Regions from separate parts of the Homo sapiens genome. Here region 2 is linked to region 1. The links are chromatin loops, found by intact Hi-C in ENCODE. Cell type or tissue: dorsolateral prefrontal cortex. All regions are shown on one strand. Each heading gives the region's core, and the rest is flanking DNA. Links, peaks and the distances in the headings are about the cores only. Region 1 holds the start of LOC158434 (a long non-coding RNA gene). Region 2 has its middle 27 kb from the start of LINC00092.

What was found. Hi-C counts contacts between places; a loop is a spot of excess contacts. Peaks named below come from ENCODE experiments on the same cell type or tissue, not always from the same donor. Only the 100,000 strongest peaks of a DNase experiment are listed, where the experiment ranks them.
Region 2: a loop joins it to region 1, with 13 times the contacts of the local background. A loop is called at or near these places in 5 of 110 quality-filtered maps.

What each region holds. Positions count from the first base shown.
Region 1 is chr9:96,109,129-96,123,798 of GRCh38, forward strand. It overlaps LOC158434 (a long non-coding RNA gene), which reads right to left and starts at 7,283. Exons shown (of 3, transcript NR_132344.1): 1 at 7,118-7,283; 2 at 5,507-5,626. In dorsolateral prefrontal cortex, for the core only: a CTCF peak has its summit at 7,408; a DNase peak (open chromatin) is centred at 7,653; H3K4me3 peaks cover 1,410 bases; H3K27ac peaks cover 3,441 bases.
Region 2 is chr9:96,041,173-96,055,842 of GRCh38, forward strand. No RefSeq gene overlaps it. Among named protein-coding and RNA genes, the nearest start is that of LINC00092, 27 kb to the left of the region's middle. In dorsolateral prefrontal cortex, for the core only: a CTCF peak has its summit at 8,293; DNase peaks (open chromatin) are centred at 6,796, 7,219, 8,269 and 9,146; H3K4me3 peaks cover 1,495 bases; H3K27ac peaks cover 3,654 bases.

The sequences.
Region 1 (14,670 bases), core at 4,617-9,616:
TAGCATCGTCTGGTGGGTGGCTGGCTTGAAAGGAGTTTCCAGAAAGCCATCTGGAAGGGTCACCCCCATTCTGTTTCCCATTTAACATCGTTCCTTCTCCTTTTTTGTTGCACAATCTGGTTCTATGGGGAGATTACATTTCCATAAACTACTTTATCAGTTACTTCTTGAATTTGGGGAATTCTTGGTTTCTAAAAACTTCTTTTTTAAAATACATTTTAACTACCATACACAAAAATGTACAATAACCCCATCTCACTGTTTAACAAGGCAATAATTAGTCCCCAAGTTGGCATATCTTCCAAGTCCCTTATTCGAATTCTCTTTGCTTTGGTGACTGGGTTACTGCCCTATAAAACAGCCCAGCAGTGCTAAGAGCTGCAGGGTGGGGGCCAGCCAGAAGTCAGATTAACCAACACCTTTTTCCCCCATATTTGGCATATTTTTATTCTTGGCAACAGTATATAAAACACACCGTTTGCAACATTTATATTTTTCCTAACACCTAATAATTTACTCTTTTATGGTGTAAAATCTGTTGCTACAGACCTTTTTTCAATTTATTTCTCACATCTCTGTGTCTCTCTATAATATGACTAATCCCAAGACCCAGTGAAATTTAAGGTGCCTGCACCGATGCACATAATGGTGATGAGAAAGTTTCCGATCAAAGGCAGTGATGGAGTGTCTTAAACAACTAACAATAGCTGCTGCAGCTTAAAGACATCTCCGAATGCTACTTGGAAGTGATGATTATATAATGCTGAGCACTCAAAGGTCTGAGGAAACTCTGACTCATTTTGCACTGCTAAGGATGTTGGACTGCAAGAAGAAGTATAAGAAAAAAAGGGGGGGAGGGGAGAAGGGAGGGGAGGATGCCCCCAAAGATTGACTATTTAGAAGACCATTCGCACTTCTGCTCCATATCTGCTGTACTTCTCTTTTGTTATTTTGTTTTTTGGTTTTTTTGTTTGTTTGTTGTTTTTGGAGACAGGGCTTCACTCCATTGCCCAGGCAAGAGTACAGTGATGCAATCACAGCTGACTGCATCTTCAACTTCCCAGGCTCAAGTGATCCTCCCGCCTCAGCCTCCTTAGTAGCTGGGACCACAGGCACATGCCACCACACCTGGATAATTTTTTAAAGATTTTTTTTGCAGAGACAGGGTCTCGTCATGTTGCCCAGCCTGTTCTCCAACTCCTGGCCTCAAGTGATCCTCCTGCCTCGGCTTCCCAAAGTGCTGGGATTACAGGTGTGAGCAACCGTGCCCACCTCTCCTGTACTTCTTAGGGGAATGGGCAACATGCACACAAGGAAAAATGACGTCCAAAGAAAAGGCAAAACCTGACAGTAAAATGAGTGCTCTAGATGCCCAAGAGTGACATCCAAAGAAAAGGCAAAACCTGACAGTGAAATGAGTGCTCTAGACGCCCAAGAGCGACGTCCAAAGAAAAGGCAAAACCTGACAGTGAAATGAGTGCTGTAGATGCCCAAGAGCATGCAAGGTGCTCACACACCGTGCAAGGTGTGTGAGACTCTGTGTGTGTGTACTTCACTGTATGTTGTCTGTGTGTGTTTATCACTAGCATTTGAGCATGGCTAGAAGGCGCAGAGTCTTCTCATCCAACTTCTTTCTCAGGATCACCACCCTGGCTTTCCCTACCCCTTCCTTTTCCACCTAGTCTGTGGCAACATAGAGCACCCCTTAGTTAGTAACCTATCAGACTCTCCCTCAGTGCCATTCAGCCACCAATTTTGGTCCTATGACTTACAAATCTAAGAAAACATGTTCTAATATGTCTCCATGGGACTTGCATGGCTTTGATTTGTAAAAATTATCGTTTGTGTTTCCTTGGGCATGCATCCAGAACCGGGACACCCTGCCAGGGGTAAGATTTCCACTTCCCATTATTCTTCCACCGTGTCCCTCTTCTGTTAGAGTCTTGGAGGCCTAAACCCATAATGGGTTGAAATTCTCCTCTGATTCCTAAAAGGCTAAGAACAACCTGGAATATTTTGTAGATAACATGGAAGAAAGACCTTGACTATTTTGTAGATAATATGGAAGCTTAGTTTTTGTTTTGTTTTGTTTTTTAATTATCTGGCAATGGTGGACAAGACTGATTAAAGTGAGAAGAAGAAACTGGAGGCAGACAGAAGAATGTGGAGGAGCCTGTGGCTGTAACCGGAGCAGGGAGCAGGAACAGCACGAACGAAGTCAGCCTGTGGAAGCAGAAAGTGAGGGGAATTCTGCACAGAGACAACCGTCAAGTCTGTGCCTGCTGGACATTGGGAGCCACAGAGAGGCAGGAGCAGGCGACAGCGTGGAGCTGCGAGCCTGGCCAGCAGAAAGCGAATTGAAAAATGTTCCTAAAGGTGACATAAGCTTGCATTTGAAAAGCACCTCCGAAAGCTTCCCAGCCTCAAAGCCAGAATCGCCTTCTGATGCAGTTAGGCACCACAAGAGCTTCCCCACAAGAGCTTAGTGTCCGTTTCAGCAGTGTCCATTTCTTAGCCACAAGAGCTAAGCATGTGTTTCAAAGCCCTGGAGGGATGTAAGCAGCACAATCGGGTGACTCTAAGGTCAGCCCTTTGGGAACCAGGAAAGACACCCACGTATTTGTTTCTTTGGCAGCAGCCTCTCTCCCCAGGTTCTGGGTAAGCGCCATAGCAGAAGCTCAGGGCACCCTGACTTCTCGATGTGGAGAAGGTGTCCACCTCTTCTCCCAGACATGTCTTGAGCAGACAGACAAGGCCCCCTGTTTCACAAAGTGGATTTCATGGCAGTGACATAAATAAAGAGCCTGAGGATGGGATTGTGCTACTTGCCAAACTTCAGTCCTGTCTCTTTGCTGCGCGTGATAATCTGCCCTTCCTGCTAGACCTGCTTAGGTCAGACTTGGAAGTGAGAAATGAATGGAGAACGCCCGTTTCCCAGCCACCTCGCGCTCCTGCCTTTTTTGCCCACCTTCTGTCCTGGATTCCTTTCCCTTCTCTAGATTCAAGAATCAAGAGTTGATTCAGGTCCCAGTGAAAATAACGCAGGGAGAAGCAGGCAGTCACTGTGAACTGGCTGAAATAATTGACCAGGAATTTGCATTTGGGCACAGGCTCTCTTTGGGATCTCCATCTTGTACGGTTCTCTACCCTACCCACACCCTGCACCACTGGACTGGCCTAGAAGTTCTTTTCTTAGTCGTGCTACATGTCATCAAAACTGAACAAAGGAGTAAGACACTGGGGAAAATACCTCTTTGTTGCCTCCCGGCACCCCCTTCCTCATCTGACCAAAATGTTACCTTTACCTGCCAATGTTGGTCAGCCAGACACCTGAATGGGAATTTAAGTATGAAATTCAGAGCCTTCTGATTAAACCAGTAAAGTCTAAACAAGTCACAGACTCAAAAGACAGCTAAGCTCTCCACCGTGCCAGCCGAGTAGGCAACATGGGAGGTGGCCACTCAAATGAATGTGCCTCACCTATGCCAGACTAGACAATGCCTTGAACACCAGCATCCCAGGGGAATAATAGGCCCTTGGTACATACATAGTCAGCCTTAAAAATGAACTTTCCCTGCCGGACAATGGTGGCTCACACCTGTAATCCCAGCACTTTGGGATTTGCGAAAGCAGGAGGATCACTTGAGGCCAGGAGTTGACAAGCCTGGGCAATATAGAGAGACCTTGTCTCTATAAAAAAAAAATTAAAAATTATAAAATTATAAATTATTTTTAAAAATGATTACGTTTTCCACTGCCAGTTAAATGAAATGCTTAGCCTTACCTGTTTCCTTTCCCTTCTTAAAATGCAAGTGCCTTTAGGAAAATGACTACTTATCTAAATCTTTCTCACTTTAGTGTGAAATAATTTGTTAGATAACTTTCCAATATGATTGCCAGCCAAGAACAGGCCCCAAGAGGACAAGGCAGAGGACAAGGAGATTGACTGCAAGCAGGGAAACAAGCATAGATGACAGTGAGGTCATCCTACAGAACCTGCTGCCTGGGACGCCACCAATGGCACTCTCAGTGGACACTCACACCATCATTGGTCCTTGCTGCCCTCCGCTGGGAGCCTGTCTCCACTGTCACCTCCATGAGTTCTCTATGTCACTTCTTCAGGAGCCCACCATCTGAATGGGAGGACCTGGCAGAACTGGCTCCACTTCCTGTCCCCACTTCCAGAAGACAGGTGGTTAGAAGATTCATCTGCACACAGTGGGAAACAGGGCCAGACCCCCGCAGATCTTGGCATTTCCTCCAAAGAGACAGGCTGCCCAGTGTGGCTGCAAAACACAGCAAATGTCCCCTAGAGTAGGTAAAATTGGAGAACGTATTAGAGTCCTTGGGCCTCAGGCATATTAAATCTTTTTACATGGCTGGGCGAGGTGACTCATGCTTATAATCCCAGCACTTCAGGAGGCCAAGGCAGGAGGATCTCTTAAGCCCAGAAGTTTGAGATCAGCCTGGGCAACATACAAAAGATGAAAAAATTAGCTGGGCATGGTGGCACACACCTGTAATCCCAGCTCCTTCAGAGGCTGAGATCAGTTGAGCCTGGGAAGTCGAGGCTGCAGTGAGCTGTGATCGCACACTGCACTCACTCCAGCCTGGGTGACAGAGGGAGGCCCTGTCTAAAATAAATAAATAAATCTATCTTTTTACTTGTTAGTTCATTTAATTTGCACAGCTCTGGGGAGAGTTCATTACCTCCAGCTTTATGGATCTCCAAGACTAAAGAGATGGAGTAACTTGCTCAAGGTCCCACAGTTAGAAGGCCATGAACAGAGATTCCAGGGTGTAGCTGGTGGCTCCAAAGCCCATGCCCTTCCCAGCCAGCTTCCCCTGGCATCTGAGGGGTGGCCTGGGCATCAGGTGTCTGTCTATAGAGGAGGGTCTTGGAGACGGTGTCTTAGTGGGTGATGGTTGCCATAACAAACTACCACAGCCTGGGTGGCTGCCGCAGAACTTATTTTCTCACATGCCTGGAGCTTTGCCGAGATCAAGGTGTTGGCAGGATTGATTTTTTTCTGATGCCTGTCTCCTTGACTGGCAGAGGGCCGTCTTCTCCCTGTGTCTTTGCATGGTCTTTCCTCTGCACATGTCTGCGTCCTAGTTCCCTTTTCTTACAAGGACATCCATCATATTGGATCAGGACCCACCCTAATGACCTCATTAACATAATTGCCTCTTTAAAGGCCTTATCTCCAAATACAGTCTTATTCTGAAGTACTAAAGGGTTAGGATTTGTTTTTGTCTTTGTTTTTGTTTTTGTTTTGAGACAGAGTCTCACTCTGTCACCCAGCCTGGAATGCGGTGGCACAATCACAGCTCATTGTAGCCTCCAACTCCTGGGCTCGAGCAATCCTCCTGCCTCAGCCTCCTGAGTAGCTGGGACTACAGGCATCCACCACCATGCCTGGCTAATTTCTTTTATTGTGGACATGGGGTCTCACTGTGTTGCCCAGGCTGGTCTTGAACCCCTGGCCTCAAGCAATCCTCTCACCTCTCAAAGTGCAGGGATGACAGATGTGAGCCATCACACCAGGACTTTAACGCAGGAATCAGGAGCAGCTGGAGGACAATTCATCCCGAAACGGAAGGGACACCAGTCAGGGAATTATTTCTGACAGGAGATGATAGGGAGAGCAGTGATGAGGCCCAAACAGATAAGCCCTGCGCCCCCACTTCCCAGGTCTGATGAATGATGCCCCACCTGCCTTCACCTTCATCCAGACTACTGCTGGTTTAGTCTTTATTTTCAGCCTCGTTAACCCCAAGGCAAGGGTGTCATTTTTCGATTCTCAATGTAACTTCTCTGCTCCGGGTTAAATTATCCTTCAATCAATGGTGTTTTTGCCCATTTTGCATAGCAAGATTCCGTGTAGTTCTGGCCTCTAAACTGCCAGACCTATGCTGGGACACCCATGCATGAAGGCCTGCTATCAACTGAATTGCATCCTCCCTAAACTCATATGTTGACACCCTAACCCCCAAAGTGATGGTGTTTGGGAGATAATCAGGTTTAGATTTGAAGCTCGTGGTGGAAGAGAAGCTAGAGAGCTTTCCTTTGCCTTCTGTTCTCCTACGAGGACACAGCCAGAAGGCAGCCGTTTACCAGTCAGAAAGAGAGCCCTCACCAGAAACTGACCATGCTGGCACCCTCATCTTTCACTTCCAGCCTCCAGAACTCTGAGAAAATTAATTTCTGTTGTTTAAGCCACCAGTCCAGGATATTTTGTTATGAAGCGACTATGACAGGGAGGGGAGCTGTTCCACCCCTGCTGCCTCAGCCTGCATGGCTGTCCCTGTCCCCACCTCCTCATCTTTCTATCTTCTTGCCTCTTCCCTTCCCCATCTCTCCTGTGAATTAGCTCCTTAGGGCTGCCATAACAAAAGTACCACAAATGTGGCAGCTTAAAACAAGAGAACTAACATGGTGAAACCACGTCTCTACTAAAAATACAAAAAAAAAAAAAAAAAAAAAAAAAGCCGAGTGTGTTGGCGGGCACCTGTAGTCCCAGCTCCATGGAAGGCTGAGGCAGGAGAATGGTGAACCCGGGAGGCGGAGCTTGCGGTGAGCCGAGATCGCACCACTGCACTCCAGCCTGGGCGACAGAGCGAGACTCCATCTAAAACAAAAAACAAAAAACCACCACCACCAACAACAAAAAACAAACAAGAGAAACTTCCTCTCTCACAGTTTTGGAGACCAAAAGTCCAAAATCAATGTGTTGGCAGGGCCACGATCTCTCTGAAGGTTCTGGGGGGGATCCCTCCCTTGCCTCTTCCAACTTGTGGTGCTTCCTGGCATTTCTTAGCTGTGACAGCATCACTCCCATCTCTGAGTCCAAGTTCACACGGCTTTCTTCCCTCTGTGTCTCTCTGTGTCTCAAATCTTCTCCTTTCTCTTGCAAAAATATCTACTAGTCAATGGACTTAGGTCCCACCCTAAATCCAGGATGATCTCATCTTGAGACCTTTAACTAGATCATATCTGCAAAAATCTCATTTCCAAATAAGGTCACATTTGCAAGGACCGGGGTAAGGACTTGGAGCTATCTTTTCGGGGACACTTTTCTACCCTCCACACCCACTTACCCTTTCCCCACCACACCTCATCTTCCTTCCTCCACATCCTGGAGCTCACTCTGCTGTCCTGTCCTTCGCCTGCAGGCTTTGACCCAGGGCTGGATGGGAGCTGGAGCAGGAGGCCCAGGCATTGCATCTGGTCTCCACAACAAGACGCTCAGTACCTACGAGTCCAACTTTCAGTCTCCAAGTGTGAGCATACAGAGCAATCTCACAAAGAACCTTCTCACTGGGAAGGAAATGGCTTACACATTAACATGAGTGCACTTAGACAAAGAATAGCTGGCAATGTTGCAATGCTGGAGACAAGTCCCAGCAGCCAGTTGTGCCTTGTTAGAGACTCATTGATTTTGGGTGGCCTGGATTCCATTGTCACCAATGATATGATCATATGGGCCATGTTCCAAATGCCTCTGGCTGTGTTCAGAGGATGAGAAGGGGGAGAGTTAAACAAACCCCCATGCAGAATCTGAAGGCTTTATTCATCCACCCTGGCACTGCTTTGCCCACTGAATAAAACATTCTGTACCCAGGGGCAAGCCCAGGCCCCAGCTGGTACCGTTCCCAATGTCCCACAGGCTTCCAGGCTGCCCTTCAGCACAGACTCCTCCAGAACACTGTGCTCAGGGGCCGCCAAGGTTCCAGCTCCAAGATGCAAACTCTGCCCCAATTGCCAAGGGAGTGGCTGTCTTTGCAGGGCATTGTCTGTGAGTCCTTGATCCCTGTCTTCACTAATGGCAATCCCAGGAAACTGCCTGTGAATAAAAGCCTTCTCAGCCCTGGGGAAGAAACAGGCACAGCTGGCTCAAATTGTCCAGCTGAAGACAGAGCTCAGCCTGGAAGGGACACAGCTCAGTTACCACCGTGCCAGGCAGCTCTTCCTTTTATATAAACATTTGAGGGCAGGGTTCTCAAGCCCCGCTGCCCCCTAGTCCTACCTTTTCTCCATTGTGACCACAGAGGGTTTTGTTGTTGTTGTTGTCATTGTTTCTTGGGGGGTTTTTTTGTTTGTTTTTTGTTGTGTCTTGTTTTCTTTTTGAGGCAAAGGGATAACTCTTTCAGAGGGGCACCTGGAACTGTCTGGTGTGGAAGCTTTTCCTCATTCGGCACAATTTCAAACTTGCGAGCTTTCACAAAGGCGTGGGTGACTGTTTTACTCCTTGATAAAAGTCTGGCATATTCAGAGTTACTGAGACCCAGGAGCGGTATCTAATACTTTGGAAACTAGCAAGGGTTGCTTTATTTCCCATTCTTGATTCTACATTGAAAGTGGGGGATCTTGTTATGCAGATCCTAACACTCTGCCCCTCCCCAAATCCAAATGAAAGGCAAGGTCATTTCACTGGAAATGTGGTAAGCAGTTAGCAGACAATGGGATTGTCCCCAGTGCGGGGTGAGGGTGGATAAGAAACACACAGGTGGGACGGTTAACAACATCAGGAGCTGTGGCTTTATGGAAATTTATGTAAGCATGATGAATTGCACACAGCCATTTGTCTCTATTCCCTCCTAACCCTCCATGAAAGTGACAGGAAAGGGACAAAAAGACATTGGCGCACAAAAGCGAAGAGAACATGAAAGGAGTCACAGCAGAGAGAGGTCAACTGAATGACTGCAAGAGGAAGTCAGATCTAGCAGTGAGTAAGTGAACAGACCACAGGATGCAGAAAGCTAGCACTTCAAGGGCTGGGGCAGGAGCTGCTGGGCAGATTCACAACGCAGAACCCAGGGAGTCTTGGGAAGTGGAAGCATAGGGCATTGCTCATGGGGAATATCCCAGTGGGCTAAAAATGAGAGGATTAATTGAAAATCTATAAAAGAAGAAGTCAGAGATTCCCTTGCTTACCTCACTCAGGACTGGGACCACCCCTCCCTCATCCAGAAGAAGACAAGTGGATGGGGGGAGTTGTTGTCACTTTCTAGAGAAGACAAAGGAAAGGGAGTCCAGGCTCAGGACCCAGGTCTAGGTGAAAACAGTGGAGTGTAATAAAAATCAAGCCCTGTGGCATCCCCTTTCCTCACTTGGCTGTGAACTAGGCCAGGCTCAGGAAATTAGAGAATTCTTCTCTGGGGAAACTCATCAATCCCAGAGATAGGATTTGCAGATAATAATGTTTAAGAGTTCCTCAACAAAATAGCCAGTTTCCTTCTGGGAAGTCCTACTGAAAGAGAAACCTTTGCATGCAGAGTTTCCAATAACCTAATTTATTTGTTTGTTTGTTTATTTTTAAATTTTGAGACAGGGTCTTGTGGTTTCACCCAGGCTGGAGTGCAGTGGGGTTATCATGGCTCACTGCCACTTTGACTTCCCAGGCTCAAGCCATCCTCCCACCTCAGCCTCCCAAGTAGCTGGATCTACAGGCATGTGCCATCATGCCCAGCTAATTTTTAAATTTTTTTTGTAGAGACAGGGTCTTGCTTTGTTACCTAGGCTTTTCTCGAACTCCTGGGCTCCAGCAATCCTCCCACCTTTGCCTCCCAAAGTGCTGGGATTATAGGCATGAGCCACCACACCTGGCTTCCAATCATCTTTTTAGTCTAGCCATTTGCCCTTTAAATATGAATGGACTCAGGAGTAGCAGATATTTGAGGAAAGTCTTTACGAAAGAAAGAAAAAAACATAATAAAGGAATGAGAGGTAATATAGAGAACAAGATACCTTTATAAAATTTGTAATTTATTTTTTAGTGAAAAAGGGAGATGTTGCATCCATAAAACAAGATCAAGGTGCCATATTAAGAGGAACACATAAAAATGATAACATGAAATTTTAAAACTTTCTCATAAAAGTTGGAAGATAAAGAGGATCTCTGATGCTAGAATCATAGAGCTTTTGCTTAAGAATTGCTTACAATGTTTTTCAGATTCTGAATTCTAGCAGAACAGCTGACATCAACCAGTGTGAAAACCCTTATAGAAGAACTATATCAGCATGAGAATGTTTCTTCATCTCCCCTTCCCATGACTTTACCCTGAATTCATCAATCAATCAATGATCCCCACACCTCAGTCCACTCCAAACCCCTTAACATCCCTAGCCCCAAACTCCTCAGGGAGGTGGATGTGCGGTTTCCTCCCATCTCATTAGGCTGCCCTATAATTATTTAATTTGTTCTCTGCTGCTCCCTGGTGTCTCAGCATATTGACTTGCTGTGCATTGGGCAGATGAATCTATTACAAGAGTCCCACCAACTACTGTAGTATTATGACAACAGATCACCTTGGGATTTCAAAATACTGGGAAAAGTGAGAAAACTCTAAATCTTCTGGAGAGACAACCAGAGCCACATAAAGGAGCAGTGTATTAGCCCATTCTCTTTTTTCTTTTTTTTTTTTGAGACGGAGTCTCGCTCTGTCACCCAGGCTGGAGTGCAGTGGCACAATCTCGGCTCACTGCAAGCTCCACCTCCCAGTTTCACACCATTCTCCTGCCTCAGCCTCCCTAGCAGCTGGCACTACAGGTGCCCACCACTCCCCCTGGCTAATTTTTTGTATTTTTATTAGAGATGGGGTTTCACTGTGTTAGCCAGGATGGTCTCGATCTCCTGACCTCGTGATCCACCCGCCTCAGCCTCCCTAGTCCATTCTTACACTGTTAATAAAGACATACCCAAGACTGGGTAATTTATTAAAGAAAAGAGGTTTAATGGACTCACAGTTCCACATGGCTGGGGAGGCCTTATAATCATGGTGGAAGGCAAAGGAGGAGCAAAGGCACATCTTACATGGCGGCAGGCAAGAGAGCATGTGTGGGGCAACTTCCCTTTATATAACTGTCGGATCTCATGAGACTTATTCACTATCACAAAAACAGCACAGGAAATCCTGCCATCATGATTCAATCACCTCCCACAACACGTGGGGATTATGGGAGCTATAATTCAAGATGACATTTGGGTGGGGACACAGCCAAACCATATCAAGCAGGAATCAGAATGGTACTGGGGTTTTCAAGAGCAAGACTAGAAGCCAGAAGAGTGATGCCTTCCAAGTGATTTCCAACCTAGCATTTTTAGCCCCCAACCCACAATGTAAAAACATTTTACTTTCAGTAAAAGTGTGAAAGTAAGATAAACACATTTTCAGACATGCCAGTCTCAAAATATTAATTAAAACACCACTACTTTTTATTGATTTTATTTTCAGGAAGCTGGTGGAGGTTGTGTGTCATCAAGCAAGAAAACATACCAGGAATGAGGAAGATGTAGGACACAGGAACAGGATATCCATCAAAAACGAGAACTCCAGGGTTGATGGAGAAGAACCCTAGGTTGATGACAGCCCTATAGCTGGCCTAAGGAAACACCAGTCCATACTGGAAGAGAAAAGTTCTGGAAAAGATATGGAAAAGAAATCTATGGTAAAGGGAGAACTGAGTAGAATACCTGATAGATTTAAACAGAAATCTCTAGGAAGATAATCACCAAGAAAAACAGGAGTCACATAGATTACCTGATGTATTGGAACGTTTTGAGAAATGTATACTCAGGCTAAGAAGTTGAGGATGAGTAAATGACAGGTACATTACACAATAGGAAATGAAAATTAAGGCAACTAGAAACTCCCAGGGAAACAAAATAGTGATCATGAAAGAAAAAAAAAACAAAGTACACTATTGCACTTGGTTGTTTATATAATCATGATATTGTAAAAACCGAACTTTGATTTAACCAAAAATTAAACTGTAGAGATAACTATATTGGGAGAGTGTGGAGAGGAAGTCTAAATAAAAGGAGTCAAAATTTATATTTAATGGTGAGAAGTTAATTGAGATCTAAAACTGAAAAAATTAGGAAATAGCAACGTAAACTTGTTGCTTCACAGTATGGACATAAACATCAGAAGAAGGAACTAAAAGAGTTAAAATGTTTGCCATAGGAGTGGGAATGAGGGTGAGTGGGGCGGGTGACAAGACTACTTTGGTTTTGTGTTGTTGTAAAATCCATTCACTTTTAAAATTGTATTAAACTATGTTCATATGTTGATAAAAATTAAAGTTAAAATGTTTGTTGGAGGTCTCTGACTTTGACGTTTAGGAAACAATGCTATCAGCATTTTTTAAAGTACTTGCTAAATACTTGCTCACATATGGCAAGTTTTAGGCACCAGAACAATGATTTATACTGCATCCCTCCTGAGAAAATGTGGTTTGACCACAATGAGATGTCACCTCACATGTGTTAGGAGGGTTTTATCAAGATGAAAAATAATAAGTGTTGGCCAGGATGTGGAGAAAAGGGAACCCTTGCACACTGTTGGTGGAAATGTAAATTAGTGCAACCATTATGGAAAACAGTCGGTGGCTCCTCAAAAAATTAAAAATAGAATGACCATGTGATCCAGCAATCTCACTTGTGGATATGGGAAATGATATCAGTATGTCTAAGTATGCCCAAGAGATACCTCTACTCCTGTGTTCACTGAAGCGCTATTCACAATGGCCAAGATAAGGAATCAATCTAAGTGTCCATCAATGGAATGAATGGATAAAGAAAATGTGGTATTCAGCCTTAAAAAAATAAGGGAACCCCGTCATTTTCCAACTATATGGGTAAACCTGGAGGACATTATGTTAACTGAAATAAGCCAGGCACAAAAGACAATACCTCAAGATCTCACTCATATGTGGAATCTTAAAAAGTCAAACTCAGAGGAGCACCAGGGACTGGATGGGGGAGGGATGCTGGGAAGATGTTTGTTAAAGGATACAAAATTTTGGTGAGATAGGTGGAATGAGTTCAAGAGATCTATTGCACAACATGGCGACCCCATTTAATAACAATGTACTGCATTCTTGAAAATTGCTGAGAGTACATTTTAATTGTTCTCACTGCGAAAAGAGAGCTAAGTATGTGAGGTAATGCATGTTAATTACTCTGATTTAGTTATTCCACAAGGTATACACACTTTAAAATGTGTTGTACATGATAAATATATACAATTTTTATTTGCAAATTGAGAGTAAATAAGAAAGAAAAATACGTTTTGATATACAGTATCAGTTTTGTTCAAAAAACAGCTGTAGAGCACTTACTGTGTTCCTGTCACTGCAGAGAGGGCTGGGGATAGAAAGGTGAAAAAAGCTCCCTCTTTACCCCTGAAGATCCTAGAATCTGGTGGTGCAGGCAAAGACCTGTGGTGAGCTCAGGCCTGGGGAGGAACCCACGGCATTGTGGGAGAAGCTCAGGGGCTGAGGAGGAGCCCACGGCACTGTGGGAGAAGCTTGGGGTCTAGGGAGGAGCCCTGGCATTGTAGGAGGAGCTCGAGGCCGGGAGGATACCATGGCATTGTGGGAGAAGCTAAGTGCTGGGAGGAGCCCACAGCACTGTGGGCGAGGACACAGGACAGTCTAAGGTGGTCATTTTGATGTAAGTATTTCAGGTGCTTTCTAAGCAATGCACATTATTAACATTACCCTAGTGAGACACACTTTTGCTGCCTGCGTTATTTCAGATCTGCACATAGTTTTATTCATATGTAATGCTTATATAACAAAAAATACAACAGTTTTTTTAAATGTCTGTTAAAGCTGAAGGTGTTATTTGCCCCTCCAAAATTTCATTTTCAGCAATATAAATTCTATCAAATACAGAGAGAATCGTTAGACATGTGATTGCACTCTAAGCTGAGAATAAAGGATTGCATCATGACCCAAATATTTGTTAGAACCACAGCAGCTAACATGGTATGTAATATGTTCAACATATCCAGTCAAAATGACAACTCCTCTGGATTCAAAAAGAAACCAAGTGGTCATGGGTCACCTGGAGTATTATCTGCTCAGTACATTCCTCACAGGGCCTTGCCATAGGGCCTAGCCTTGGCGGGAGGGCGCCACACACAATCCAGGCCCATGGAGTCCTCCCCTGGGATCAGAGGTGGAGGAGTAGCCCTCTCTTTTCCTTTGGAACACAAGTTGTACAGATGTCATGTCAGAGCATTTTCCTCCATGTCCCCTGCAGCAGCAGGAAGCTTAGATAATAACATTAATAATTTACGACAGGCCAGGCCCTGTACTAAGGATTTCCCCTGTATTAAATTACTTAATCCTTACAGCAACCTTTAGAGGCAGGTTCTAATGAGATCCCCATTAAACAGATGCACAAACTGAGGCACAAAGACACAGCTTGTAACTGGTGGAACCAGATTTCCAAATCCAAGCTCTCTATCAATACAGAGAACAGAAGCCAGAAATGAGGACACGCGACTTGAGTCACTTTCAATGGAGAAAATTCTCACTGGTTCGCAGCCCTGACTGATATACACATCCTGTCTAAAACATAAGCTAAGAACTCTTCTCAACTTCCTTGTTAATTGGAAGAAAATGGGTATTACTGATGTCACTGGTGCCAAAAATCAGAGAGGCTGAGGTGCAGAATGTTGAACATCAAGTGTGAAATAGGGAATTGGGCACCCAAGAACACACTTGGGCCACCTCCCTCACTCTGGGTGAGGGCATATCTGTATGGGATGCAGCTACTGCCAAGGATGGCAGACAGAAAGAACGAACCTGGGTTCCCAAGGCTGTCATTTGAGATGTGAAATTAACCAGCCTCAGAGCCATCCATCTGGACTTAT
Region 2 (14,670 bases), core at 5,472-10,471, 67 kb before region 1:
TGACCTTGTTTTTAGAGGCCTCACTCCGGGAAAGGATCTCATATTTAGCAGATGAGCGCTACACCCCGGGCTGGGCTGCATTCTTTTGCATGGTTTTGGCATTTTGTAGTTCTGTCAAGTTAGCATAGCTTCCTTTTGTACTGGATAGAGCAGGACATGGGTCCGGGGCAGGAGCTCAGACATGGAAATGACATCATAGACCTGAGCTCTCAATTCCCTCGATGGCCAGGCTGCAGGTGCCAGTGGGCTCCAAGGATTCTATTATTAATAGGGCTATGACTTAGCTCTATAGAAGCCATCAGGGTTGAATTGCATTCCATGTGGAAAATAAATAGAATTTTGCAGAAGTCTGAGTGTCTGTTGCAACTCGAAACTGAGGACCAAGCAACCACAGAAACATACAACTCTTCCAATAGTGATAAATGGTCTCCATGGAGGACTGGGGAGAAAAGCCATGCCCCCCGGCTCCACCACTACTCTCCCCTGCAAAGAAAGCAGAAACTGGGCAGGGTGTAAGATGCACATTCCCATCCCTGGGCAGAAACACACTGAAAATATCTTTATAATAGCAACTATTTGGTTACGATTCCAGGCTTCAAGTGCAGAACATGGGAAACTCATTTCTAAGAGCAAATGGGCTGCTTATGAGGATCATTCTCATGAGGGGTGGTGTTGGGGAATGCTCCATGAGGAGAAATCTAATCAGAGGGAGGTCTCTGATGACCCTTGTTTGAGACTGTCAGAGCTTTGAAAGTTTCTCAGATGTGATTTATAAACCCTCTAATTGAGTTGAACAAATACTAGTTTCATAATCAGAGCGTCCGATACCACTTCATAACTGCAAACTTTATGGTGTTTGGGCTAATTCTGTGCAAAATAATCGCACTATTAGACCAACTGGGAGGGTCATAAAGGGTGGCAGTAAAGACTGTAGGACCTGGAGCCACACTGGGTAGGGACGAGGATGGCTTTGCCTCTTTCTGTTTGAGTGAGACCTCAGGCAAGTCTTTTAATCCATCTGTAACTCAGTTTCCTCTTCCGTATGATAATAATAGTACTTAGCTCATATGGCTGTGGAGAGGATTGAATTAACTTTGGTGTGGCACATTGCAAGTGATTATTGTGCTTCTTTGATGGCCCCTTCTTGTCCAGTACGATGTGAACTCATAGCAGACATTCAAAATAGAGACCTAATAGAATAGCTGGGTCAGTGCAGGCTCAGTTGCAGAGAACAGAATTCACTCTAGCTAGTTTACATGAGTTGGGCTTAATTAGGCAAAATGACTGATAGAACTGATGGGAAGGCTAAAAAAACCAACTTGAGGTTGAGCTTTCAGGGATGATTCCCAAACCCATTCAGTAGAAGCAAGCCACCAAGAAGCAGCTGTCTCTTCTGTAATCAAGAAACAGCCACGGCTGCTGCAGGCTCCAGAAATCACATGACCCAGCTAAACAGAGGCCCTCATGCCTTCTAGATAGATATCCATGAACTTGCCAAAAAACTGCAGACACTGACCCCACCCCACTCTTACCTTCTAAATCTGTCGCAAATATAACTGAGTGGCTAATTCCAACTCACACACAAAAGCTCAGGTACAAAAATGTTTGGTGAAGTTGCTGAGCATTCCAGCCCCTGCGTATCAGGGAGATAAGCCAGAAGGTAGGTGAGACGCAGGCTGAGCCCCAGCTGCCATGCCACCACAGTGGTCAGGAAGCAAATGCCTACAGACAGGGAGACCAGAACAGGCCTTTCTCTTCCTATCCTCAACATCTAAACACCTGTGGCTGTGGATGAATCTCAATGCGGTTCTAAATGCTGTGTTCTTTTTTTTTTTTTTTTTTTTTTTTTTTGAGACAGAGTCTTGCTCTATTTCCCAGGCTGGAGTGTAGTGGTGCAATCTCAGCTCACTGCAACCTCCACCTCCCAGATTCAAGCAATTCTCATGCCTCAGCCTCCCAAGCAGCTGGAACTACAGGCACGTGCAGCCACACCCAGCTAATTTTTATATTTTTGGTAGAGATGGGGCTTCACCATATTGGCCAGGCCAGTCTCAAACTCCTGACCTCGTGATCCACCCGCCTCGGCCTCCCAAAGTGCTGGGATTACAGGTATGAGCCATGGTGCCTGGCCAATGTTGTGTTCTTTTAGACTCGTACTGCAGAGAGTACTAGCAGATTCCAGAAATTTCTAGAGATGAAAAATGGAAAATACTAGCAGAGACACAGTAGATATTGCTGGACATCTACAAATATTGAAGGAGGGTGGCATTTTTTTTAATGATTAAAAACCCCGAGAAGTCTTTTGTTATTCAACCAATGTCAGTTTTTGTTCAATTAAGATCACTTTAGTTTAGCAAACTAAAGTTTGCTGTTATTTCCCCCAGTTTGGAGAAATTTAAGAAGTCAGAAGCAAACATGACAGTGAGAAATCTGATCTGAAATTGTCTGGGCAATTCCGCAAGTTCATCAAGATAAAGACTGACAAAACTAAGCAAGGGTCCCTTGACTCAACCCCTGCTAGGGACCCACTTAGGCACACAAGTGGGTAAAATGGCCAGGGAGTGGTGAAGAGAAATTCCTGGGTCTCCTTGAAATGAGAACTCCACACACTGTGGTACTGAAATCCACAGGGGAGGCCCTGACGAGGGCCCTAGTTAGACCGACAGAATATACGCATGTTAGGGCTGGTAGGGTTATGGCAGTGGGAATGTTTAAACAGATTTTATTTAAAGAGGTTCTGCCTGGGCGTGGTGGCTCATGCCTGTAATCCCAGCACTTTGGGAGGCTGAGGTGGGCGGATCACGAGGTCAGGAGTTCGAAAGCAGCATCCTGACCAACATGGTGAAACCCCGTCTCTACTAAAACTACAAAAATTATCCGGGCGTGGTGGCACGCACCTGTAATCCCAGCTACTCAGGAGGCTGAGGCAGGAGAATCACTTGAACCCGGGAGGTGGAGGTTGCAGTGAGCTGAGATCGTGCCACTGCACTCCAGCCTGGGCGACAGAGCGAGACTCTGTCTCAAAACAAATAATTTCTGCCTCCTTTACCTGGATGTTTCATAGGAATGGATATTGTATCTGGTTGGGGAACACTTTTCCTACCCAGTATTGTAAAACCAGAACATGTTGATAAAGTCCGAGTGGAGGCTACAGTTAAGAAAGTCAGGCTGGATGGAATTAAGTTAAACCTGCATGGGAGAGGTGGTGTATTTGAACACCCTTCATGTGAAGCGGTTGCGTCTCTTTTATCTGATTGTATTATGGGGATGGATATTGTATCTGCCTGGGGAATGTTCTCCCTGCCTTGTACTGTAAAATGGAAAGCATGCAAATCTACCCTTAGAGCAATATGAATTGGACATGCTTGTGGGAACAGTAAGATTGCCCAAACCCACACAGTGAAGAATAGAGGCTGGACTGCTGGGAGGGACAGATGGCCTATTTTGAAGTCCTCTGTGAACTATAACTGGAGCTTATGGCAAAAGCCTGTGAGTGCCTCCCACCGACAACTGCTGAGACTTTGGACCAGAGAATTTTGACTTGAGGGTATTACTGCCTTGCTATGGGACATTAATTGAAGCTACCTCTATGACTGAAGGACATAAAATGGTCTTGAAACCCGAAATACCCACGACGTCTTGGGTGACGTCAGATAAACACTCTAATGGGAATAGCAGTGCCCGGGAGCATTCCATAATGAAATGGAAATGGTTTCTACTGGATCCTGCTACCTGGGGAAAGAATGCGAGGAGACACCCCAAGCAAGGGGCCTCTTTTCCCCTCGGCCTCATTCTGGAACTAGAGTGAGGAGTTGTAGGAGTGGCTGGATCCTACTGACACCTGGATCTTGCCCTATAACCAGCTCTCAACTGACCAGCAAAGCACTGCTTGGTTCGTGAATGGCAGTTCCAGGCAGGGGGACAACATTCTGTTTGGAAGCTGCCACTCTGATCAAGGAAGTTAAAAGCAAATCAGCTCGGTGGCCGACCTGCATGCTGCTTTCCTAGCAGTGACTGAGCGGTGGCGAAGCCTCTGTGTCTGGTTTTCACTGACTCATGGGCAGTGGCCAATGGCCTGGCGACATGGTCAGGCAGAGGGGCAATGGAAACCTGGTCTATTAAAGGGATGCCCGTATGGGGCCCGGCCCTGTGGAAATCTGAGGGTTGCATGAAAGCAACACATCAAACACCCATCAGAAAATCTCCCTTCCAGGTTGGAAAGTCGCCTGGAATTGGCAGATATCCCTGTTTGCTGTTCTCACTCAGGGTGGCCACCTGGCTCCGTGAAATGAGTGGCTATGGGAACTACAGCAGCGCAGAGATGGGCTGAGTCTAGACACGTTCCTCTTGCACCCTCTCAGGCACAAGATGCCAGTAAGAACTGTTCTGTCTGCCCGCAAGACAGACAAGACACTGCCGATGGCTCCGGGATAGGTTCCGTGGTGGGAAGGCCCTGAACACAGCTGGCAAGTGAGACTGATGGGGTGGCCCTGAGGGCTACACATGGGTAGTTCTGTAGTACTTATGTCACCTTATTCTATCTGGGTGAAAGAGGACTGAGGAGGAGTTACTAGTATTGCTGTCTGCAATATACACCAGCACAATGGCAGATTCTAATGTCCCTTCCAAAGGTGGAAAAGTTGGGTATTAATGGAGAGAGAAGGAATGGTAGCTGGGAGTAAAGAAATGAATCAATGAATTATAAATACAGGGAAATCCAATATTATATGAACACCTTGAAAGAGGCTCAGAGCGAGAGACTGTACTGTCTCTTAGCTCAGTGATCCCAGATGCCTGAAAGCGTGAAGCCATGTGTGTGCCAAGACCACTCGCTTTTGGAACCTGACAAGATGGACTGGAAACTGGCAAACCCGAGTGGCCTTGCCCTGGCAGACATTCATACAATCTGATGGACTGAATTGGGTTCCACTGATATGGCAGTATCTGAGTTGTTTATCCTTTCAATTTAAGGGGATCTGTGTTCGAAGACTTGAGGTGCACTTTGGTATGGTAAAATATATATGTGATCTTCAACCAGGTTCCCTGGCAGACAACTCCTAACATCCTTAGACTCTCCGAAGTGCTGTCTTTTCTATGCTAATGAATGGGCTGATGGCTGGCAGCCCCTAGGTAGCTTCAGGATGGAGCTGGTGAAAGACCAAGGCAGGATTAGAGGGAGGGCAGAGGGGCTGAAGGTTAAGCTGACCACCAGTGGCCAATGGTTTAATCAATCCTGCCTACATAATGAAGCTTCCATAAAAATCCAAAAGGACAGGGTTTGGAGAGCTTCTGGACAGCTGAACACGAAGGGGTTCCTGGAGGATGGCTGCCCTGTGGGAGGGCACGGAAGCTCCGCGCCTCTTCCCCACACCTCATCCTATGCGTCTCTCCATTTGTATCCTTAGCAATATCTTTATCAGGAACTGGTAAATTTAAGCGTCTCCCTGAGTTCTATGATCCTCTCTAGCAAAATAATCAAACCCATGGAGGACATGGTGGGAACCTCGATTTATAGGTGGCTGGTCAGAAAGACAGGGTAGGCAATCAGGGGCTTGCGATCCACCTCGGAAATGGAGGGCAGTTTTGTGGGACTGAGCCCTCGACCTGTGGGATCCACCGCTGTCTCTAGGTAGATAGTGTTGGAATTGAATTGAATTAAAGGACGCCCCGCCATGCTGCAGAATTGACTGCTTGCTGGTCACAGAAGTCATCTGTGTCAGTTTCTCTGGGGTGAGAGCAAAGGAAAAACAGTTTGTTTTTACCTCAAGGAGGATTAAGGAGCAGCTCTGGGGTTGGAAGAGGACTGAGCTGATCATGGGTGGTGGTGCCCGCAACAGAGGCGGCAGGCGGCCTCTCAGCCCAAGAAGGGGATGGGTGGAGGGAAAACCTTTGTGTCGTCCCTTGTTCCTTCTTTGTGATTTCTGCTGTGGGCTGGAGAAGCCGGGGCGGTCACAGACTCTGAGGTGGCTTCGGGAAACCCCCGGGAAAGCTCAGGAGAAAGAACGCTTTCTCCTGACCGGTGGCCCTGCTTGAGGTCAGAGATCTGCGTGCCCCGTTGAGACACCCTAGAGCTGGGTGGGTTCTTCATTTCAAACCAAACCAGAACTCCGGAGCGCGCCCCACTTTTTACTTGTCTTTGGCAAAAACATCTCATTTCAAAAAGCATGCGTGTAAGAAGAAAGAAGGCACCAAGCCACTCCAGCCACTCTCCTTGAAGCACCCTGGGGCCTTCGGAAGGGACTTCAATCCCAACCCCACAGGGGCGGGGAGCGGATGGCAAGGAAAACAAGAGCCAGGACACATCGTTGCTAGCTTTGCCAGCCAGATGCAGTGCTGATGTCGGCATGGGCTGCAGATTTGGGGTAATGTTCCTTTAATAAGGAGCCCCCTACAGCATTTCAATAGGCCCTGGGGGCTGCAGGGGCTAGGCTGTGCCCCTGTCACCCTGCCCAGTCCCTGCCCTCACCCTTCCCCCTGCAAAATTTACCCTGGTTCATTGTACCTAGGAAGCACCATAAATATTTCTTGAATTTAAGTGCCTCATTCTCCCTGAATAGACGGGAGCCTACTTTGAAATAAAAGTTCAAAAAGAAAAAAAGAAAGCCTCACATCTCCCAAACTTCAAACAGCGCCCAGTCAGAGGCAGTTCGCTGGGCTTGAAGTTTGTAGTCAGGGAGGGCGATGGCAAGGAGAGGGCAAGTAACGTGGCCCCAGTGTGTCCTCGAAGAAGCCTCCTCCTAATAACCTCATGTTTCCCCTGTGTCCCACAGTGACGGATTTGACATAAGCAACTGCTCCATGCAGCCAGGCCGGCCAGGCTTCTCAGGCTGTGCTGGGGACGCAGGGCCCGGTGGGTGGGGGCATCTACCAGACCCGCTGAACTAGGGGCAAGTTGTGACAAAACCAGCCTTATTCTTGGGGAAAATGTGTGAGGTGTTTTTTTTTTTTTCTTTCCTCCCACACAAAGGTGATTTCAACAATTCCATTTGGCTGCAACGTTTTCTTCTCTGAGAAGCCGTGTTGAGGTGGCCCTGGCTTTTTTGTGAGCTCTCTTTAGTATGGGCTGCACACACTGTCGTAATCCATTTTTTCATCAGCTCCAGGATAACAAAGGGCCCCCTAAGCCCTGGAAACCCCCCTCTGACGCCGATTACGGGTTTCCTGGTGTCAGTCATGGCCGGTTTGTCAGGGCCAGGGAGAGAGAGAGAGAGAGAAAAGGGAGAAGGGGAGGAAGAGAGGGAGGAGGAGGTTGGGGGGGAGAGGGGAAGGAGGGGAGGGAGGCCGCTGGAGTTCAGCCGCCTGTGTGTGTGGTCTCAGGCTAGTCCTTATTTCATGAAATACATGCTTCATTCCTGGCTCAGGGTAAACCTGAGCCTCACTGAATGAGTCCCTTATCCACTTTCCAAAACACTGACGAGGTTTGAAAGGGCTCTGTGGGTAGACTGTGACTATCAGCAAAAGCAAACAGGCCAGCTTATTTAGCTAAGCATTTTTAATATTTAAACATCCCAGCCTTCAGCTATTCGTGAACCGCTCAGCCAACAAGGCAAGAAGTCAGGAGCGCGGCGAAGCTGCCCGTGTTCCCGCAGGTGGGCCTGCTGTCCCCGTGCGGGGCCAGCCCAGGCCGCAAGCTCTCTCGCTGTTTCAGAGCTGGAACTAGGGACCCTGGGGGAGCTCCGGGCCAGAGCCCTCGCTGCCGCCCTCACCCAGGGCAGTCTGGGTGGTGGCTGGCTGTGGAATCACTCACAGCCTCTTCATAATCAGATGTGGTTTAAGCTTAACCTAGTGTTTCCCACCCTTTGAAAAATAAAAGTCTAGGCACCCCCTATTTGTAGAAAAAGAAAGCTCTCTGATGGCAGCGTAATTAAAATGCTAAGCTGGGAAGCTGTGGGCGTCCCAAGTCGGGATCAGGTACAACAAATATTATCCCTGTGGACACGGCCAGAGCTCCCGCTCCGGGTGACGGGCGGCCTGTAAAATCGGCCTGCGACAGACCACAGGCTGGACCCCTCCCTGCCCGGACAGGATGGCACCAGACACCCGCCCACCAGACTTCATACCACCAGCTGGAAGTGGCTTTCTGGTTTATGGAGCAAGACGGAACTGTAAAGTCAGTCGTTCTCATGGGCCAGAGTCAAGTCAGCGCCCCCGCCCCACCCGAGCCAAAGGAGGCTTCTGGAGGCCCCGCCAGGTCCCCCTGAGCCAGCCGGAGCCCAGCCAGGCCTCCGGGACAGACTCACCGGGTGCCACCGAGGGCCTGAATGGGCTCCCTGTCTGCCAGAGCAAACAAGCTCCCTGGGCAGGGCGCCCTGGGCACAGCCTGGAGCGGAGCAGGCCGGAGGTTACGAGTGACGCCAGGAGGACAGGGGACTTCTTCTCTCTGGAGATTCCATTAGGGAAACCCTGCCAAAAAGTTTGCCAGGAAGTTCAGTCTGCTCCGATATTATGGGTTCACGGACAAATAGCCCCATTCAAAGAGGACAGGGCCTGAAGGGCTTTGCTAAGGCGACCGCCTCCGCTCGGCCAGGACCCCCTCCTCCCACCCCAGGCTGCTAACCAGGCTTCCTCTGGGGCGGGCTCCCGGGATGCTCTGCGTTCCCGGGGCATAGTTTACATCCGAGCTCCTCTTTTCCCCGTCTATAAAATGTGGGCATTGACATCTCACTGAGGGGTTTACAAAAGGGCCTGACTTAGTGCCTGGCCTTGGGGACTCCTCAGTGAATGGGGACCATTGTTACTGCAACTCAAACTTTGGAGCAGTTTGCAGACATCCTCAGGCTGGAGGCAGCTGGAGGCCTGGGGAAGCCCATACCGCCCCCTGGGACTGGTGAGGTGGGTGATGGGGACCACCTGACATTTCCCCCCTGCATACACCTCCTGGTTGGGTCTTCCCAACTAATCCCGCAGGGTCCTCTAAGCCCCTCCCCTTCAAGCCTCCCGTAACCCTACCCTGGGCAGCGTGAGGCCTCCCTGCCCTCAGACAAACTCAGAGCTGCGTCCACGTGGACCCCACGCTCATCACGATGCCAGAGTCGCCAGATGGCAGGAGGCAGCCAAGGCACACAGGACGTGCCTGACCCCCGGCTGGTCATCCCTCCGGCGGGCCAACCTTCAGGTCAGAAGGGGCGTCTTGTGATTGTGCTGCTGCGTCCATCCCCCACGGTCCCCCATGGGCCGTCCTCGGAGACCACTGGAAGCAGACTTCTTACCCCTGCGGCCCAAAGGGAAACCACGGACCTTGGAATCTTAGACTACTGCCTCCACACCTAACTTGAAAGCCTACAGAGAAAAGGGAAAAGCAGGGCGCTGCACAGAGCAGGTGCTCAGTCACGATTTGCTGACCTCACTTCGATTCTGAAGGAAGAGTGCAGAAACAATTAGAAGAGTGTGGCTGGAAGGAAGGCAGAGAGGGCGTGGGAGGGAGAGAATCTCCAGCTAGGATTTCTCAGAGAAGCACCTCAGTATGAATGCTGCTGGGGCAGGGCTTAGCACAGGAGCTTCCCACCCCACTGTGCGGTAGCTGGGGAAGAGGAAAGGCAGGACAGGTGTGGCCTGAGACCACAGAGCTGGAGCGTGAGGAGTGTGTCAGCCGAGCCCGACATTTTTCACTCTTCGATAGAGGCGGGACTAGAGCCTGTATCTTCAGGCTTTCAGAAGTGGGTTCTCCCCGCTCTCTGGAGGCTCCTCCGATGTTAGCCCAACTTGTGAACCCAGCAACCCAAGCACCTTTATCTGGCTCCTTCACATTCAACCCCTGGGCCCTGTTCCCTCACCACGGGCGGGGCCTCACTGCGAGCCGTGACATCGCCAAGGGTCTGTGGGCTCAACCACTGGCTGTGGACTCCAGAAGCAGGGCAACATCAGGGAAGACTTCCAGCAGGGACGGCCAGGCCCCACATTCCGGGGAGAACACTCTTCCACCCCTGGAGCTCCCATGTAAATCAAGCTCCATGAAAAACTGCAAAGCACCCAAGTGACATGCTGTGAATCGGGTGTTTGTGTCCCCCAAATCCATATACTGAAAGCCTACCCACCATTGTGCTGGTGTTTGGAGGGGGACCCTTGGGAGGGGATTAGGAGGTGACAGGGTTAATAATGCCCTTGTGTCCAGAGTTGGTTCCTGCCGGGTTCGTGGTCTTGCTGCTGGACCTTCTCCATAAGTGTTACAGCTCTTAAAGATAGCACAGACCCAAAGAATGAGCTGTAGCAAGGTTTTTTGTGGAGAGCCACACCAACTGCGAGAAAGCCTCAACAGGTTGCCAAGGCTGGCTGGCTGGCTGGGGGGGTGAAGGGGGCGGGGGGGGCTGGCCAGCTTTTATTCCCTTATTGGCTCCACCCATGTTCTGTATCTGTCCTATCAGAGTGCTCTTTTTTCAATCCTCCCTGCGATTGGCTACTTTTAGAATTCTGCTGATTGGTGCGTTTTACAGAACACTGATTGGTGCTTTTTACAGAGTGCTGATTGGTGCATTTTACAGAGCACTGATTGGTGCCTTTCACAGAGCGCTGATTGGCGCGTTTTACAATCCTCTGGTAAGACAGCAAAGTTCCCCAAGTCCTCACTTGACCTGGGAAGTCCAGCTGGCCTCACCTCTCACCCTTATAAGAAGAGAGAGGAGGGACTCTTTCTCCACCAGCAAAAAGGCGTCTGTCTGCAAAACAGGAAGAGGACCGTCACCAGACACCAAGTCTCCTGGTGCCTCCATCTCGGACTTCCCAGGCTCCAAACTGTGAGAAATACATTTCTATTTTTCAAGCCACCCAGTCTGTGGTATTTGTTAGAGCAGCCCTAGCTGACTAAGATCATTAGTAGAAAAGTGGTTGAACAAATTAAATAGAACCATGCCATGGAATACAATACAGCCACAATCAAGAGTAAACTGGAATGGCCGTGTGCTGGTTTGCAGTGATCTCTAATATGAAGTAGGTGAAATCAGCAAGGGCCGGAGTTGTGGGTGTAGAAAAACTCCTTTTATGTAAGTAGGGAGCACATCATCTTTACTGATTTAGGAGTGAACCTTTTTCTGCCAGTGTACAACAATTAAAAGTTTCCTGTGTGGAGAGGCACCTGGAATTTCACTGTACATTCCACTGTACGGTTTAGGGTTCTTTTTAGTTTAAATGAGAAAAACTGCATGTTCTGGTTACTCGAGGCGAAGGACACTTGGAGAGAGTGTTGTTTAAAATAGAGAAGGAGTCGCTCAGTAAGAAGGGAGACAGAAGACCCTGCCCGAGTTCAGCATGTTTGTGACACTAGAGGCAGTTTCAGCTCAAGCTGTTTCCGATTAATATCACAGTCCTCCAGATGAATGGAATGTCAATCACACACCAATTATGAGAATCCCAAGAAGGAAACTCCCTCTTCCATCTTACTATCCACCCACTTGTCTGCCCACCCACCCACATGGCTGCAGTGTCTCTCAAGGGAAAGAAGAAAGAGAGAATAAGAAGGAGGGAAGCGGGGAAGGAAAGAAGGAGGGAGGAAGGAAGGGAGGGAGGGAGGAAAGGGGAGGGGAGCGGAGGGAATTCTGCTACCAATACTAAAATACACCCTTGGACAAATCAGACAAACCCACTCTGCGTTTCTGGTTTCCTCCCCAGTGCCGTAGCTCAGCACTAGTGGAGGGAGATTGAAAAGAAGCAGCAGAGCCATATGCTCACATATTAAAAACCATGGTTGGCAGTGAGAGGAATCATTTTTCCTGGCGCTCAGAACGTGTGCAGTAAGGCCCTGTGGAAGCTGCCAGGTTACTAAGAGGTGAAACAGCCATTGTGAAATGCACCTCCTAGAAAGAATCCACCAGGAAGTGAGGTTTTCTGTGTCTGCAAACTAGCTCTGACCTCTTCCAGCTCCTTTGCCCTCTGCTTTGAAATAAATGATGAATTCAAGTCAACCCATATCGCCTGGGTATCTCCTACAGCCAGGGCTCTGTAGTGAAGGTCAATAGGAGGTTGCCCCTTACTTCATCAGGTCCAGCTCACTGGGAGGTGATCCTGTTGGCAGTGTGGAGAAGTAACCATCATTCCTGCCTGGCTGATTGCACCCAGCTAACAGGCCAGTTCTGTTGTCCAGCCGTCTCCAGTTTGGGTCAGGTGCACCTGGGTTTTATTCCTAGGGTTACGGCTAGCTGGCAGCTCATTCAGGGCAGATCCTCTTCCTCTTTGGGTCTGTTTCCTCCCCCGCAGCATGAGGGGCAACGCACATTTGAAGAGGATTTAAGTGACCTGAGCAGTGGACCTCTCTCTGGCATACACACATGGGTAAACAGGCATATGACTTTTGGGGATAACGAAAAACAGCCATGTCCACCAAATCAATGTGGGATCAGGAGGTAGAAGTGAATTTTCTTGCCAGGTGGGAAAGTAGAAATTGTCTAGGTTGTGAGCGGCCTCTTTCATGTGCCCTTATCCCTAACTCTGCAGAGACTTTGTGAGAAGTAGCAAAGCTTCTGCTGGCTTCAAGCCCTCAAGCTGCTGGTAAATTGAGGTAAGGCACATTCTCCTGTCAAAGGATTTCTAAACTCTCCAGACCTTATCAGGCAGGGTCCCAACAGGAAGCAGAAGGCACACTCAAATTAGCATCATAGAGGAGAGTTTCTCTATATACGGACTACCTACAAGGTGTGGGCAGGTGCAGGGGAGCCATGCAGGAACCCCAGGCCACAGCAGGTGAGCTGTCACTCGCACCAGATCCAGCGGGGTGAGGGAGGGAGAGGTTATCAGAACTGAAACATGGAAGGAGAAAGTTGTGAGGAGGACAGCCCCTCCACAGGTGATTTTACAGAGTCGGGGGATGCAGAGCAATGAGAAGCCTCACCTTCCTCTCTCCCCCTGAACTCCTGCTGGGGCTCCCCCGGCCCCTGGCCAAACCCACCCAGAAGCCAGAGGGCCCAGGAGTTGTAGAGTGCAGTCCATGCAGCCATGCAGGGCAGGCTTCCAGGGCAGAAGGGGGCTGGCAGGTGGACAGTGGGTCTGGGGGTGACAGAAGCAGCACACAAGGACTCTCTGCACGTGGACGACCCTTTAGCATGTTCTTCTGGAAGGTTTAATGTTCACCCAGCCTTAACTTCTTGGGAGAATTTTAAAGTATTAAGAGCAGGGAAAATTGAAAACCAATTTAAAAAGGGAACTTAGCCATTTCCAAGTGTATTAGTCCATTTTCACAGTGCTGATAAAGACATACCCAAGACTGGGCAATTTACAAAAGAAAGAGGTTTAATTGGACTTACAGTTCCACGTGGCTGGGGAAGCCTCACAATCATGGCGGAAGGCAAGAAGGAGCAAGTCATGTCTTACATGGACAGCAGCAGGCAAAGAGAGAATGAGGAAGACACAAAAGCAGAAACCCCTGATAAAACTATCTGATCTTGTGAGACTATTCACTACCACAAGAACGATGTGGAGGAAACCTCCCCCATGATTCAATTATCTCCCACCGGATCCCTCCCATAACACGTGGGAATTATGGAAGTACAATTCAAAATGAGGTTTGGGTGGGGGCACAGAGCCAAACCATATCACCAAGTTTAAGTGGAAATGTATGATTTGAGCCATTAAACACTTAGATTGTCCCAAACTCTCAGGAGCACATCTGTGGCTCATGTGAAGCAGGCCTACCGCTTTGTGTAATTCTAAAGCTTCTTATAGGTTTCCACTATAGACTCAAAGCCCAGAACTTAATGTATAATAACAGTACTATTATTATTATTGTAACAACTATATAGCAATGCTATACCTTGCAGATCACTAAGTATTATCTATTTCAGGGAAGCCATAGGTTTCACTGGAGCTTAAGGGAACCATCAAAAACAAGGAATTCGTAAACAGGATTCAGTGTTTGCCTGGCATGGGACCACTATTTTTGCTGGTCCTCCTTTTTCTAGGCCTCTGTTTCATTGAGAAAAGTTGTAAACTGTGTGCAAGAGAGGCAAAAATGTGTTGCTCAACTTATAATGATTAGTCTGGTGCACCGTCACTAGAAGGTTGAGATGCGTCATCCATTGGAGGGAACATTCAGCAGCCTAAACAAGGATGCGTGGAAGACTCCAGTTGACATGGGAAGATATTCGTCATATATAGCTGAATGAAAAAAAAAAAAACTTACAAAAGAGCATTGTAGTGAGATGCCATTTTTTGAAGAAATCATATGTGTGTGTGTGTACATGCATGTGTGTATTTTTAAGTCATGAAGAAAAGGTATGAAAATGACACAAATAGTTAACTTGGCAGGTGGGATTCCAGGTAACTGTCATTATCCTTTTGCTTATTTGCATTTGATAAAAGAAAAACTTCAGCTGAATTAAATTTAAAGGAGTGTAATTGAGCAATGAGTGATTCAGGTATGGAGCAGCCTTCCCAGCCAGAGTAGGATCAGGGACTCCAGCACAGCCACGTGGTGGAAGACTTATGGACAGAAAAAGGAAAGTGACCTACGGAAAACAGAAGTGAGGCACAGAAGCAGCCAGATTGGTTACAGCTTGGCATTTGCCTTATTTGAATAGAGTTCAAACAGCTACATTTGATTGGCCAAAACTCGGTGATTAGTACAAGTGGAGGCTAAGGTCTGTTTACACCTATACTTGTTATAGTTCACGATGTACAGAAAAACCTTTAGGCCAAACTAAAAATAGCTAAGGAGGCAGCTTCAGGTGAAACTTGATTTAACACATT